Regions from separate parts of the Homo sapiens genome. Here region 1 is linked to region 2. Evidence: chromatin loops called from intact Hi-C (ENCODE). Cell type or tissue: dorsolateral prefrontal cortex. All regions are shown on one strand.

Region 1 (8,000 bases), 190 kb before region 2:
GGTGTGTTTCTCGGGTTTTATGTCTATGATCTATATTATATTCCATTGGCCTATGTGTCTTTTTTTATGCCAGTACCATACCCTTTTGATTACTGCAGCTTTGCAACATAATTTAAAATCAGAAAAATCTTCTGCCTACCGAAGGAAACAATCAAGAAAATAAAAAAGGCAACCTACAGACTGAAAATTTATTTGCAAACCATATATCTAATAAGGGGTTAATTTCTAAAGTATACAAGGAACTCACACACTCAATAACAAAAATATCTGATTATAAAATGAGATGATTAGAAAAGGATCTGAATCAACATCTTCCAAAGAAGAAATAAAAATGGCCAACAGTTATATGAAAATGTGCTCAATATCACTAACCATCAGAGAAATGCAAATGAAAACCACAGTAAGGTTGGTTAGGATGACCATGATAAAGAAGATAAGAGATAAATGTTGGCTTTGTTGTGAAGAAAAGGGAACCTTTGTACACTGTTGGTGGGAATGTAAATTGCTACAGCCTTTATGGAGAACAGTATGGAGAGTCCTCAACAAGCTAAAAATAGAACTAACATACAATCCAGCAATCCTTTTTCTGGGTATGTATGCAAAGGAAATAAAATCAGTACCTTGCAGACACATCTGCACTCCCATGTCCATTATAGCACTATTCACAATAGCCAAAATATGGAAACAACCTAAGTGTCTGTCAACAGATGAATGGGTAAAGACATTGTTATATATATCACTAATCTCTCTCTCTCCATATATGTGTGTGTGTGTGTATATGTGTATCTATATATACATAATATATATGGAATATTCAACTTTGAAAAAGAAGGTCCTGTCATTTGTGACAACATATATGAATCTGGAGGACATTATGCTAAGTGAAATAAGCCAGACCCAGATAGAAAAATACTGAATGACCTCACTTATATGTGGAGTCTAACAAAATTAAATACACAGAAATAGAGTGTTGAACTGTGGTTATCAAGGGCTTGGAGGGGAGAGTTATGGGGAGATGTTGGTCAAAAGTAGGAAGTTGTAGTTATATAGAATGATTAAGTCTAGAGATCAATGTACAGCCTGATCATTATAGTTAATAATGTATAATGAAAATTTGCTAGGAGTGTAGATTTCAGTTGCTTATACTACAAAAAAAAACTATGTGAGGAGATGGTTATGTTAATTTGCTTGACTATAGTAATAATTTCACTATGTATATATACATCAAAATGGCATGCTTTACACTGTATATATACACACACACAATATTACAAAAAGGAAGAATAACTTGACTTACATGGCAAAGGCATAAATATGTAATAATTAAGAGTGCAGAATTAGTACAATCAAAGACACATAAGGAAATACAAAATAGAGAATCTGAACAGAGGACTGTGTATGTATGGATACTTGACATAGAACAGAGGTGTTATTGCAGAAAAACTGGAAAAGGACAAACTCCATGGTGTGTAAGAGCTGGCCTGCTCTGGCTTGTGAGAGATAATTACAAAATTTTCAGGAATGTGTAAGTCAATTATTAAACATACTAATTAAAAATTAAATTATATAAATAAGCAATAAATTATACTAAAACCAAAGTTAATAAATACTTAAAACCTAACTTTCTACTTATTTGGCTGTATTTTACTATTATATATGTTTTGATGTCATTTACTTCTCTTGTATTTGCATGGTAAAAATAATAGATAATGGTATATCACTGTTCATCATTGCTCGACTGTTTCATCGATGTCATGTTAATATATTGAAATCAGCATTGTTAGGTGGATTTACACCATTGAAATTGGCAAACACTACAATAAGGTATTTTCCCCTCTGGCAAGTCAGTTGTTAAACATTTAATAGCACAGCACTGGACAGCCCTTTTCTGTAAGTGGTGCTGAGACAAATGGACAAGCTTATGAAAATGATTAATTTGGCTCACTATCACTATGTCACATTATATGCAATATCTTTGTGGAATAAAAACCTAAAAGTAAGTGATAAACATTAAATCTCAAGTCCTCAGTATAAGGATTTATGAAACAAAACACAAGCACTGACTATAATGCAAATCTGACAGACTCAATTGCAGTGCAGTTAAAACTAGTTCACAAATACTACAATGATTAGTGACAGAGTAAGAGAAGATACTTACAAAAATCTACATGAACAAAAGAAATGACAGAGGATGGGATGAGGAAGGATCACAAAGAAGACATATTTTTAAAATATCTTGAATATTTAGAATTCAACAGCTCTCTGTGCAATGCCACTGTACAAAGGTATATATGATTAAGAGTTAATATTTTATTAAAAAAGAAATATTTTCATTAAGTCTTCTTCAATGACGTACTAACTAATGAATAAGTGTGCTTAAACCCAAAGGACTCATAAACATCTACTAAGCGGGGGAAGAAATCTAATATGCTGAAATGCTGATAACTATTCATGTAATTCACAATGTACTCTTCACAAATTAGAGAAGGGTTGCTGTGACTTCTTAATGAAATGTTACTATGTTTTAGATATCGGAAACAGACAGTTGGGGAAAAAGAGCTACGGGTAAATGTTGAATATACTTATCCTGACTTCTATTCATGATTTAACTAAATCCGGTTTCCTTAGGAGGAGAATTTGAATATATGTGTATTTTTCCCTAAATCCTTTTACTCTAGTGTAATAAAATACAAGTGTGTATGCAGATTCAGTTCATCACTGGGAATTGAAAATCTCTCATTTGCAAAGAGAGTAGGATGTGAAATGCTAGCAGTTTTCAGAGTTAAAATTCCTTAGAGAGGAACTAAGAGACAAAGAATTTAAGAACTGTAAAAGACCTTAGGGATAATCTCTTTTAATCACTCCTGTTACAGATGCCAAACCTTGTCTGCAAAGATGAAGTTACTTACCCAACGTCACCTAGCTAGCCAGTGACAATGTAATAGCCTTTGATATGAACCAGTGCATTTCAATGTTAGAGTTACAAATGAATAACTTGAATTCATGTCAGAATCTGATTCCCCAATGCAGTTTTTACATGACTGATTTCTGTAAACATGTTTTAGAACAATATTATGTCTACAGTTAAAAACAGATAAGACCAATGCAATGGCCTGAAAGAATACAGCTTCTATTCTAGTTAAGCAACATAAAAGGATTCACCATTTCAGGACTCCTCAAAATAGATGAGTTAACATTTATTCTGCTGTGAAATATTATGTCTGAGGAATTTCACCACAAAATACAAATTTAAAACATCATTGCATACAATCTGTACAAAGTATTTACAAGCCCCAGTAGCAAGTAGAATATTATGTGTCATGTGTGTACATGGGCCACTCTTTGCTTGATGGTGTATTTGCTAATTCAAATGCAAGGCTCATCACTGCCCTTAGGGAGCTCAGTGTACTGTGAGGCCACAGTCAATACTGTAATAGATGCTTACAGCAGAGCCTCCTGCTGCTGGGAAAGCTTGAGCCATAGGTCTTTCACCTATTCCTTGTTGAAGGCTGCCCTGGGGAGAGGGAAGATGAGTTGAGTTCTCTGAGAAAAAGTAGAGGTTAGCAGCTCAGCTTGGTTAGGATGGGAAAGGAAGATGCATTCCAGGCCCAGGTATCAGGAGGTTGAATGTGGCCAGAGCTCAGGGAACCTGGGAGCACGTGGAACAGTGGGAAGCTGGCACAAAAGGGCAGAGGGTAAACCATGAAGAGTCCTGTAGAGCATTTTAGATGATTCTGGTTTTTATTTCAAGAGCAAGAGGAAGTCATTAGTGTGTTTTAGATAATAAGAGTCCATGTCAAATATTCACTTAAAAATAATCACTCACAATCACTGTGAACTTGGAAAAAGTTACGTGCATCTATATCCTTGCTAATAAAATGATGAGTACCGTATAAGATTCAGAGCAAAGACTATTACATAATGCTTAATCAATAAATGTAAATATATTTCTGGAATATTCTGAAATTTTAATTTCTGAGCAATAGTTTTAAAAACATTGTATTTAATCTCTTCTCCTTCTCTATCTGTCACCCGGACTGGGTGCCTAGCACAATACTCTGTTTCTGGTGAACCTCTGAAGATGCTGCTGATTGACTATTACTCAAACAATCAGTTCATCTGGGTTAAAATTCTTCGGTTAAAATATACAGATTGGTGTGCTTTTGATGAGCATTGTTCTCTCCTCAACCAACCTCCTCACTCTCCGCCCTCGCCCCGCCCTCCACCACACATCTTTTCTCTTTTTAAAGAAGATTGACAGCTTCTTTAGGCACTGTTCTGCTCAATGAAGTAAATAGTTATATGGGTAATTCTTTGAAATGCCTGTGAAGTACAGTAGCAGTTTGAAGCCAACCTTTTTATTGGTAAATTATGCATTTACTAAATCTCTTCAAAACTGGTTCTTGGTTGCCAATAATTGCACTTCCTTTCCAGTGCTTTCAATTTCCCTGAAACACAGTGCTGTTCTGACAAGAGAACACAATTTGTAAAAAACAAAAAACAAAACAAAAAAAAAAACAAAAAACAAACCAACCAAAACAAAACCATACCCTGGTGCCTGTATTTTCTTTTACCCTGCCACCTTGTGAAAGGAACCTGAAACTGCAATTCCATCAATTCCAATTCATTTAACAGTTTGTCAATAAATTTCCTGAACAAGATATCAGATTCTCAATAACTTCTGAAATTATTTTGTGCAGCAGTTTCCAAAACAGTGTCCCTGTTTACTGTATTTACTAAGCAACAGGTCTTTAGGGGTCTTTCTATTTTACTGTGGACAACAGAGACTAGGAGCTGTAAGCAGACGAGGAGACCATATATCTCCTACAGGGGAATGCCTTGCTTCAGGGTCCTGCATATGAGGGGAACACCTTTCATACATCAAGGCTTAGGTTCAGGAACATGGGGTTTTTGGTATTGTTCTACTGAAAGATGTCTTAGAATTGCTCTTTAACCAAGAATACATTATTCGTATTTGAATTTAACAATCTAATTTTTCCTCTGAAGATATTCAGAATTAGATCTAGAAACTAATGATATAATAAGAAAATATTGAGTATAACTTTGCATAGGCATTAGATTTTAAAAGGAGAAAGTTGTGTAGCTTTGTAATGAAAATAAGTAGCTAAGAGAGTTCAGAAATTTAAATGCTGTATTAAATTTGAATCCCATTTTCTACCTTTGTTTGTCTTGGAGGCAATCATTTAAAAATAGACTTTTAAAAGATATATAGCCTCTAATTAACCTATATTTTTATTATGTGGATTCCAAGTACTTAGTTTTCAAAAATCTGTATATATTCCGAAGTGTTATAACAATGGGTCTTGGGCTTCAATTTTGTAAAATGGTTACAATTTACATCTCACTTTCAGAAAGCTTTTTAATGTTACATTTCTCCTTTCAACCCCCTGCTAAGTAAAATAAATGGATTCACATTAGGGTTCTGACCTGTTTTAAGTGTTCGCTTTCTGAAGTACTATTCTTTACATAGGCACTAATAATAGTTTTATATTTAAATTACCAAATAGTGACTATGATTTACCATTAGCCAAATGATACTCTGAGTTTGTTAGACACTCCTTCAGTGTTGCATTAACTCCTTTAGTTATTACTCATTAAACCTCCATAATGTTGAAAATCACTAGAGGAAAAACATCTATTAGAAAGTTTCTTGATCTATTTTTTTTTTTATTATTTACTATAAGCACAGGTGCAATTTTGCCACAACTGAAGTCTTAATACATGACTTGAAGTAGAATAGAAGAGTCCTTGGTAGACATTATCTCCATCTTCCTGTCCCAGCATCATAATGTAGGAAAATCCGGGTTCTTGTCACACGACCAGGAAAGATTAGGCTCGCAGACACTTTGAAGGGTGAGGGGGATGGAATTATTGGGCAAATAGGTAAAAGGAAAAACAATGCAGCAAAGCGATAGAGGGGTTCCTGTTAACAGACCCTCATCTCCCAGATTGAATCCCAGGTTCCCACAGGGGAACAGGAGGGCCAGGCTCCTCCCCTCTGCAAATGGCAGGAACTTCCATGGCTCCACCCTGTTCTCCCAGTGCGCAGATTTGTTGGAGGTTCTCCGGGGACCCGTTTATACTTGGCTGTCTCATTAATGGCACTGAAAGTGACAATGACAGATCAAAGGAGGAGGAGGTGGGGAGACGTTCATCCCAGCTGGGAGGAGTATTTATGCTGGCATTGTTTAGAATTCCTCATAGATGGTGATGATACACACTAGAGCAGCTTTTAAATGGGTTTTTATTATTGTTATTCAATACTGGACAGGAAACGCTCCGTGTTGGAATGCTACTGAAAAGATATAATACTGGTTTATAACCTCTTAAATGTGAAAGTCCCAGACCTTGACAATACTACCTTCCCTATCCTTATTCCTCTTCAAAAAGGCATAGCTTAATAAAGTGGATACCTATTGCAGTTAGTGTGTGGACCTTGCTGGAAAAATCTTGCCTTCCTACAGAAAACACGTCCCAAATGGCCAAGGAATGCTTTGAGACCCTTCATCTCTGGCTGTGTTTGGATAGCACAGTGATTTAAATTTGACTCAAACTCTGCAAATCAAATACTGCCTCCTGAGTATAAAACTGGTATAGAGAATCATCCAAAGAAAATATATATATCCAAAGATATATATCCAAAGAAAAAAGACTTAGCATCTTCTACCTACAATATGAACAGATGGAAAAGCAGAATGACCAGGACTAAAAAATGAGAATACAATAAAATAGATATTTGAAAATAAGTCACGAATACAGGTAAAGGGTAGTGGCATCTTTGTGGTTTTGAATTCTGAGATATCTACCATGCCCTTTCTTCTCCCTCTAACACACACAGGTATGTGTATATACCTTATTTAACTTATCCCTATTTGCTTTAACTGGTTTCTGTCAAGAGTAAGCGTAGTTATCAACAATAAGTGTAAATCTTTGAAAAATATGTTTTTCTTATTTTCAGATTAATTTTTATTGGATTCTATAAGGCACATTCTTGATATCCAGTAACTGCTTTTCATGTATTCTGTTTTTAGTTATATTTTTGTTGTCCTTTCTCCCAAATTTAGTTTGTTGTTAGATCAAAACATGAGTCGTTTTTGGAGCAGACAACAGTTTGTATCTTAGCCCCATAATATTTTCCTTCCTGATTACCACATTCTTTATGCTTTACATTATGTCTTAAAGCTAACATCTCTGTTTTCATAATTTTCTATCATTGCTTGCTTTATATGGTATTTTAATGAGGAATATACTAATGTCCTCATGGATAATGGACTGTAGTAGCAGTTTGTCAAACTAAATCCTGGGGCTCAGAAGATGTAATTCTCTTAAAGACATATTGTACACATAGAGAATGGTTTATTAACCACTAAAATGTTGAAGTTAACTTTTAACGGCCCCACTCTAACTTTACCTCTCTTAAGATATGTATCATTTCTTTTTGAATTTAATTTTTATAGAGTATTATCATTTTGAAACTGATATTCTTCATTTCAGTTTATATTGTATATGTATGTATATATGTATATATATATATATATCTCCACAATTGATCTAAATTATTGAAATTTATTGATAGAAAAACATGTAAAATCTACTATAAAATATTGCCTCTGTAGTTTATTCTTGATTATAATGCCCACCCAGTTTTACTCATTACTAAACAAATCATCTTAAATGCAATTATTAGATTTTTCCCATTCCCTGCCTCCCCCATTCCAAGTTGTACAGAAATCAATGCACTTCATCTGTCTCATAAATCTCAGCAAATCAGAGGCCTTGGCCTAGAGTTGAGCCATACACCATATTTTAGAAGTAAATACATTCCTAAACATATTGTTTCAGTCTGTTTTTCTTTATTCCCAGCCAATTCGAATCCTTGCTAAGGGAGAATGCGGTGATAAGAAACCAGCAGGATTTATTTATTTATTTATTTATTTATTTATTTATTTTTATCTAATTATTGTTAACAGGCACAGTAG
Region 2 (8,000 bases):
TACTGTAAATATTTTCATATAATGTTTTTAATAATGAGATAAAAACATTTTAAGAAATTATTTTGTCTAAAGATATTTTAACCTATTCAAGAAATACTGATTCAGATTCTGATGTATGGCAGAATCCATCCATCCATCCATCCATCCATCCATCCATCCATTCATCTTTTTCCTAAATTTATCTTCAGCTTTCTCTTAACTCCATTTTTCCTCCTGAATTCTGTTTTCTGCAATTCACATTCTTTCTTATTGTTTTAGCACATTTAAATTCTTTCTTTACCTTTTCCATTTTCTCTTTTCTCTCTCACTCAGTTTAAATTTGAGCTTGAGAAGAGAGAAAGAGAACAAATTCAAAGATTAGCAACCTCTTCAAAACAAAACTTTAATGTTATTTGTGGCATATGAAGAGACATAAATCGCAGTTCATTCTTCTTTGAGGGGAGATTAAAATTTTGATATACATTTAATTGCCATTGTTTGATGGTTTTCTATACAGATACATTAAAATGACTATAACAGCATGAACTTTAATTATTTGGAAATGTGTCTCCACATTGTATCATACTCGAGAATTTAACACAGACTAGCATTAGGCCTCTCAATCCCTTTTCAGAAAATTTGACACTTTAAGATATACTTCCTTTTAAGTTTTAATCCTTATCAAGCAATACTTTGATATGATATGACATTGTTATATGACAAATTAGTTGATTCTAAGTGAATCTGATTTATCTTCCAATTTTGGCTGTTAAGAGTTACAAAGATGTTTCCTTTTTAAGATGTGATAGAATGTAATAAAAACTTACATGTACATTAGTTTAGCTCTATATAGAATCAATATAAACTAATAAAATAAACAATAAGGAATTAAAAGACAAGTGCACGTATATGGTTTGAACATAAACATACGAGTTAGTTTCAAGCCTTGTTCTATTTAATACAATGTTTGAACTTATGAATGTATAAAGGAAAAACACAGCTAGAAGGTAATACAAACACTTCTGATATAGTTCATACAGTTTGAGAAGCTACCTATTACACAATAAGTACACGTAGAACCTAAATGTGAATTCTCATTTTTTGTCAAGCAGTTAGCTCTTGCACTACAAAACGCATCTGTATAATTCACATGCCTGTTCTGTTATTCAAGGACGATTGACATAAGCCTGTGCAGAAAGTTACATCTCATTAACCTCTTTCTTGAGTTTATATTCCCATATCTTCTGTTTCAGCATATTAGTGAGGGAAGCTTGTCATAATGCAGTAACACTTTCTTTCTTAACTTTCAACAAGATTTCTCTCTTTAAAATTCCTTTTTCCAAATGGGGCCCATCCTTTTCACTTTTGGTAACTGTGAGAATTTTAGCTCTTTGCTAACAGTTTTGAAAGTGTGTTAAATATATAATAGTGGCAAAGTGCTGGTCTACAATTATTTTTACTTGTGCTATCTGATATAGTACTTCATGTGGACGTGGTGATACAACACGACACTATTTCATTTTTTAGAAAAAAACTAGCAATCGTTTACCATGTGCTCTGCTTCTATCTTAGATGTTCCTCTCCCTCATGAAACTAAATTGGCACCAAATATAATCCTCTTAGTTATTTAATATTCTATCTCAGAAGAAAGTTGTGGGGTCTGTATTTTTTATGTTCTATACAAAATTCTCTTCAGATATTTACTCCAATCATGGTAGCAGTAGTTCTATCCTCATAAATGTATACAAAAGCATTGAGAACTCAGCTTTAGATGAAGTCAAATTTCTGGAGATTGGAGACTCAATCAGGAAGAGCCCAATAGCAGTAGTCTGCCAGTACCATTATATTTTGCTAGCATACTGGGCTGAAAATCTCCATTCTGTTCATCTGCTCTGGTCCAACTTCAAACATTTTTCCTAAGAAAGGTTGAGAGCTGATTGTTCCAGATCAAAGACATCATCATTTCAAGGCGAGCTATGTGCTTCCATTTCATCAGTATAGTTTCCAACCATTCCACACCAACTTCAAGGCAAGTTGAGCAAGTTCAGAAGCTATGGTTAGGTGGCAATGATATGCTTAAAAGATTATCACCAATAAGTGTCAGATTTCCTAAAGGAACTCAGATTAGTCCCACCACTGGTAGAGGAAATAACACGTGTAGGTATGTTACAAAGGCTAGAATCTGGCTGCCAACAGCAGGTTGAATAGAAACACTGCAGTTCATTCCCCTGTTCTTTCCTATAATGAAGCAATATTTTTTGTCAATTCATAATCTGCTTCATGTAAATACAATAACTAAATCTCCCAATGCAACATTCTGCCTATTTGCTTGGCATTGGGATCTGGGTTTCTTTCTCTCTTTCTCTCTCTCTCTCTCTCTCTCTCTCTCTCTCTCTCTCTCTCTCTCTTATTTAAACTAAAAAGCTGAACTATACCAGTCAATATAAGCTCATTTTCTGATTTTAAAAAAATCTATGATACTTCTGATTTTACTTTAACCAGTTAACCATTCCAAGGCCAGGGCCAGTGCCCCAAATATTCATCTAGTATTTTCCTCCCTTTTTCACCAGTGCATCTGTTGTCAAAGATTATTAAACTCGCACAGGGATTCTTGATTTTCCAGATGAAAAGTTTATAGAATCCCGGCTTTTTCTAATTCCTACCTCCTTTCTCCTCTGCTCCCCATATCCATTCCCTTCTAAACTTCTACCATTCACCAGCTGCTTGGAGAAAAAGGAAAAGCAAAGCGCCAGACTGGAGAGAGGCACTCCAGGGGTGGGTTAGCCCCTCAGAGCACCTGGGCTGTGTCACAGACCCTCATAATCGAAAAGTCAATTTCAAGCAGGTGCGTGCGCCCGGAATCGTCCTAAAAGCCTCTCTGCTGATGACAGGACTCTGACCCCAGTCTGCCCCCAGGAAGGGGCTATAGAAACGAAAGGGGCCTGAATCGGCGCTTTCGCCGCTCCACGGACCTCGAATGCAGCAGGTAAGGAAGTTAACCTGGGAGCTAAGTTGAGGGCGGACACGCTTAACGCGGAGAACCTGGAGCTCGCAAAAGCTCGCAGTTGAGGGCCATCGCGGAGGGAAGTCTTTCGGAAATGCGAATTCTCATTCCAACATCTGCAGCGCTTAGAATTCGCGGACAGAAGCGCACAGCCAAGTGCACACACTCCCGGAGGGGACAAAATGGGGACCGGGAAACGGCCAAAGGGAAAAGCTGTGGGGGTGCCGAGGACTCAGGCACTTGGTTCAGAAATCCCGCACCGCACCTCTCACCCCCGCACAGGGCCAGCGCACGGTGGTCACCCGGTCCCGGGGAGCGGAGCTGCAAGGACTTAAGTTTCACACTCACTTATCTGCAAGCATCGCCCAGCAGGAAAGCCAAGGAAGTCAGGGGAGGGGAGCGGGGAGGTGTTCTCCTTACCTCGGTCGGCTCCCACGGTCAGCACCCTGGCAATCGGCAATAATCCCGAGAGAGTGAGTAAGGCGAGGAGAAACTCGGACATTGTGGTCGCCCGGTAAGGAAGCCTGCGCTGGAGACTGCTCGGCGGCACCTTCGGCCCGGCGGCGGCGGCGGCGGCAGGGGCCGCTTGGAGCCTGGAATCGAGCGGCGTCATTTACAAATGTCACTGGAAATTCTTCAGCTCAATGAGTCCAGCCAGTCAGCCTTCTCCTGCCTGGAGCAGGATGTGGAAGGTGGAGGGATGCGCGCGTGCGGGAGAGAGGAGGCAGAGCGTGTGTGAGCGCGAGCGAGACGCCCGTGTGTCTTGACTTTTCAATGCAGGGTACGTCTGATCTTACATCACGCAAGAGGGGCAGTGAGAGATGCCAGCGGATGGGAATTCACTGATTAATCACCGAATCCACCACACACCCCTTCGTCGTTCACATAAATCACATCTATTACTTAATAAGAGGCATTTAACACAACAGGAAAATACCACCGCGAACGGAGAGCGCCACAAATCACAATTATTTTAATCCCCTTGAAGGGAAAGTAACTCGAAGCTGGTTCTGTGGGGATTTGGGTCTTTGGAGAAGGGAGAGACTTCTGCATTGGCCTGAGCCAGCCAGGCGCCTACAATGCTCCGCAGTTCACAGCCAGCTGAGAACCCTCAGCCGAGCACAGGGCTGCTTCTGCAGGCAAAACAAAGCTTCTCCCTTCGTTCCTCGGAAGCTTCCTTCCCGGGAAGGAAGGACAAGCCAAGGAACAGAGCTTCTCTTAGGGAAATGGTTTCCTCGGCTCTACACAGAATCCCAGTACTTCCTGAATTGCACTTTTAACTTTTATGCTGAGCAGCACCTGGGGACAAAGAGGCAAAATTTAGTGACTCAGCAGAAACAGAAAGCAAAACAACCCCCAAAGTCATTAACCGTTGCGTAAGAAGGGAAGGTTAATGGAAAAGGCTATTGAGGTCCCCAGGCAGGGAACAATAAAGCAACGAATTGGCAGCGTTTTTCTCTGGGGTTCTGTCTTTAAAAGGGTACTTCGAGCCATTTTAAACAGGCTTTGAGGGTTTTGTTGTTTTTGTTTTGTGTTTTGTTTTGTTTTCCTTTTCCATATACTACAGGGGCGGTGTAAGAACTTTCCCGAGCCATCGGAGGCATCAACGGGAATCACTGGAATAATAATATTAGTAAAGTTGTTTTTATGACCACTTAAGTTTACAACATGATCATCCCAGTCCCTAAAATTTTAGTTTGCCATTACAAAGTGGCTACGGAATTAAAACTCAGAAATCTTAATAGTTGTAGACTTACTTTCTTCCTTGTAACATCAGGAATTCTCTTCTAAGAACAAGAGTTGAAAAGGTTTTATATTTAATATTTTGAAACTGGACATGAGTGGAGAGGAAAACTATGAGAAGGGAACAGAACTAAGGAAGAGAACGATTGAAAAGTGAAGGAAGATGCTTTAAAAGCTTTATTTACTTTGCTGTTTGAGACTTATAAGTGAATGCCAGCATTACTATCTACCTATTTATGAGAGTAAAATTATCCAGAAATATCTTTAGATGCTCCTTTGAAGCCATTAAAAACTGGACTAGATGAAAGAACACAGAGATGACTTTGCAGAACATTGTCAATAATCTGTGGATTTCACCTTTTTATTCTTACTCTGTGATTATAAATGTATTTTATGTCACTTTTTCCATGTTTTAAATTATAAAGTTTACTTTCCCTTGAAAATACAACCATTTTGTGTTTGAAATATGACTCCTACATTCAAAAGTGTATGCTTAATTTTTTTTTTTTTTTTTGAGACGGAGTCTCTCTCTGTTGCCCAGGCTGGATTGCAGTGGCGCGATCTCGGCCCACTGCAAGCTCCACCTCCCGGGTTCACGCCATTCTCCTGCCTCAGCCTCCGGAGTAGCTAGGACTACAGGCGCCCACGACCATGCCCGGCTAATTTTTTTGTACTTTTAGTAGAGAAGTGTATGCTTCTTTTCTTCTAAAGTTGTTACATGTCTAATTTTTCCTAGATGTTTTTATTATTTCATAATATAGTGTACAATATAGAATAAAAAGATTTTTTTACATATTTTACTTCATACTGAAAATTCACAAACTTTGAAATGAGTGGCAGAGTTTAAAGAATATGTGTGTGTGCGCGCGTGTGTGTGTGTGTGTGAGAGAGAGAGAGAGAGAGACAGAGAGAGATTTGAATGATGTGCCAAGTAATAAATGTTTCTTTCTCGAGGGTCCACAGACCTCTGTATTGTATGACAAACTTATTCACTGGGACAACGTAGCAGGTGTCTTTCTTACATGATCCCATTCAGTCAACTAGAAGGTCAGCTATTAGGAGATCTGTATCCACTTAACTCTTGGCAAGAAAATGAGGAGTGCTTACAAACCATACTAAGGACATCCAGATTCTTCCTCTTCTGAAAGATTACCACCAATCGCCCTCCACTTCACTGCAAAGTAAAGGAAAGCAGCCAGGAACAGTATGACCCACCAAAGACTTTTACCACATACTAAAGTGCCCCAATGCTATGATTAAAAATCACTAACTCATTCACTTCTGTAGTACGTGCAGCAGCCCTAGATTCCATGGTCAGCTTGGAAAAGGGAAAAGCTAGGAAAGATCATAAGAGTAGCAAATACTCAGGAGATTTTGTATTCTAAATATACAACATTCCAAATACGTAGAGCCTCCTAATAGCCTGTTAAATGAATTAGCCAGAGTAAAAACCATATGATCTTTTTAGATCATCTGGTTGACTTTTTTATTTCATTGAGTGGAAAAAAATCAAAAATGCATTGTCTGCACATTGTGACCAGAATAATAAAGCAAAATAGAATTCTTAAGTAATCACCAATTAAGTCAGTAATCATGAATGACATAGGACTCAAAACAGTTACTATAAAATAGTGATAGTAAATATGGAAGATTAGTTACTAAAGTATAGGCTGGAGCACCAATAAAAGGTAACATGATAAGCCTAATTTCCACTGTGAATTAATCTTAATGAAGTATTATCTATAAAATAAAATTTGCAGCTTTAGGCTGGACACAGTGGCTCACACCTGTAATCCTAGCACTTTGGGAAGATGAGGTGGGAGGATCACGAGGTCAGGAGATTGAGACCAATCCTGGCCAACATGGCGAAGCCCCGTCTCTACTAAAAATACAAATATTAGCCGGGTGTAGTGGCATGCACTGGTAGTCCCAGCTACTCAGGAGGCTGAGGCAGGAGAATCGCTTGAACCTGGGAGGCGGAGGTTGCAGTGAGCCGAGATCGCGCCACTGCACTCCAGCTTAGGGGACAAAGTGAGACTCCATCTCAAAAAAAAAAAAAAAAAAAAAAATTGAAGCTTTATTTTAAGACCATGATTAATAAAGATCTAAATGGTATAAAACCTCTCTCAAAAATTTGGTGAAAGTATAGGTGCTTAGGTATGCACCAGTACTTAAGTGGACAACAACACATGAACTTAAATGCTTGTTAAGAGTTTTTAAGACTAAAATTTATACTAAGGACACTGATTCATACCAAGAAGCCAAAATATGAAATAAACAGATTAAATATTAAGCAGAAAATATATATTTGCTCCAAAACTGAAATAAAGCCGGTGTCAAAATGAAATGGGATAAAATTGTCTGTCCCACATCAAATCTCTTATATAAAGTGGTTCTTCTTCCAGATATTCTTTGAAAATGACCAGTTTATAAAAGAAGATTGGTTTCTATGAGCATCAGTGAGGTTGATAAAAGTGTAGACCAAATTTGAGCTTTAAAATTAAATAATTTGCTCCTAGGTTTTAAATGACCATTGAATGTTAATGGATCATAAATAAATGAAAAGCTTAAGTATAATTTTCTATGAAATACTTTTGTTTCCCCATAATATATGCTTTAATGAAAAAATAAATTAATAAAGTGCACTATTAGTGAAGAGGGAAAAGCTTGAGTGAGCGTTCGAATTTTGTTTGTTACTAGGCTCCATTATAATTTATTCATTCTAATCAGAGTTATTAACACTGACAAGTTAAATTAATTCATCAAACTATAGAATATTATGAAATCTCTCATTAAGATAAATTAAACAAAGTAGAACCAATCATTCTTCCTTTTTGTTTTAAAACAACACATGAATGCTAATTATCAGTCAGTGGTAATCTTACACTTCCCAATTAGAGCCACAGTTTCCATACATGTGATCAAACATCACATTTCATTTCTGCTAACTTAATTATTTTTGTGAGATTGGATTTCTTACTGTAGATAGTAACAATTTGTGCTACACATCTGAACATCGTTAAGTTAGGGAGAGGACGTGTGTCTAAACAAGCTGGAGCTGACAGTCTGTCTCATGGAAGAGATGTGTGTGAAGGAGAGTTGGCCTGAAAGTTAGGTTGCTAAGGATTTCTGCAGCTATCATTGCAAGGCCTGCTAAGTTTCTTACCCTGCCTTTTTCCAGACAGAAAAGTTGCCAGGCAGCAGCAGACACAAGATGAAAAAGAAAGGGAAGAGACTGAGAGAGACAGGGGGCGGAGGAGGTAGAGAGAGAGAG

Evidence for each region. Hi-C counts contacts between places; a loop is a spot of excess contacts. Peaks named below come from ENCODE experiments on the same cell type or tissue, not always from the same donor. Only the 100,000 strongest peaks of a DNase experiment are listed, where the experiment ranks them.
Region 1: it touches region 2 in a loop (4-fold over the local background); 5 of 110 quality-filtered maps call a loop at or near these places.

What each region holds. Positions count from the first base shown.
Region 1 is chr2:141,937,998-141,945,997 of GRCh38, forward strand. The region is part of intron 1 of LRP1B (LDL receptor related protein 1B); the gene reads right to left. Among named protein-coding and RNA genes, the nearest start is that of LRP1B, 190 kb to the right of the region's middle. In dorsolateral prefrontal cortex, a CTCF peak has its summit at 4,573 (motif pointing left); no DNase peak of the experiment used is centred here; H3K27ac peaks cover 2,578 bases.
Region 2 is chr2:142,127,245-142,135,244 of GRCh38, forward strand. It overlaps LRP1B (LDL receptor related protein 1B), which reads right to left and starts at 3,772. Exons shown (of 91, transcript NM_018557.3): 1 at 3,404-3,772. The coding sequence starts at 3,485. RefSeq lists an enhancer at 3,640-4,839. In dorsolateral prefrontal cortex, no CTCF peak of the experiment used is centred here; DNase peaks (open chromatin) are centred at 3,167, 3,687 and 4,057; H3K4me3 peaks cover 6,828 bases; H3K27ac peaks cover 6,560 bases.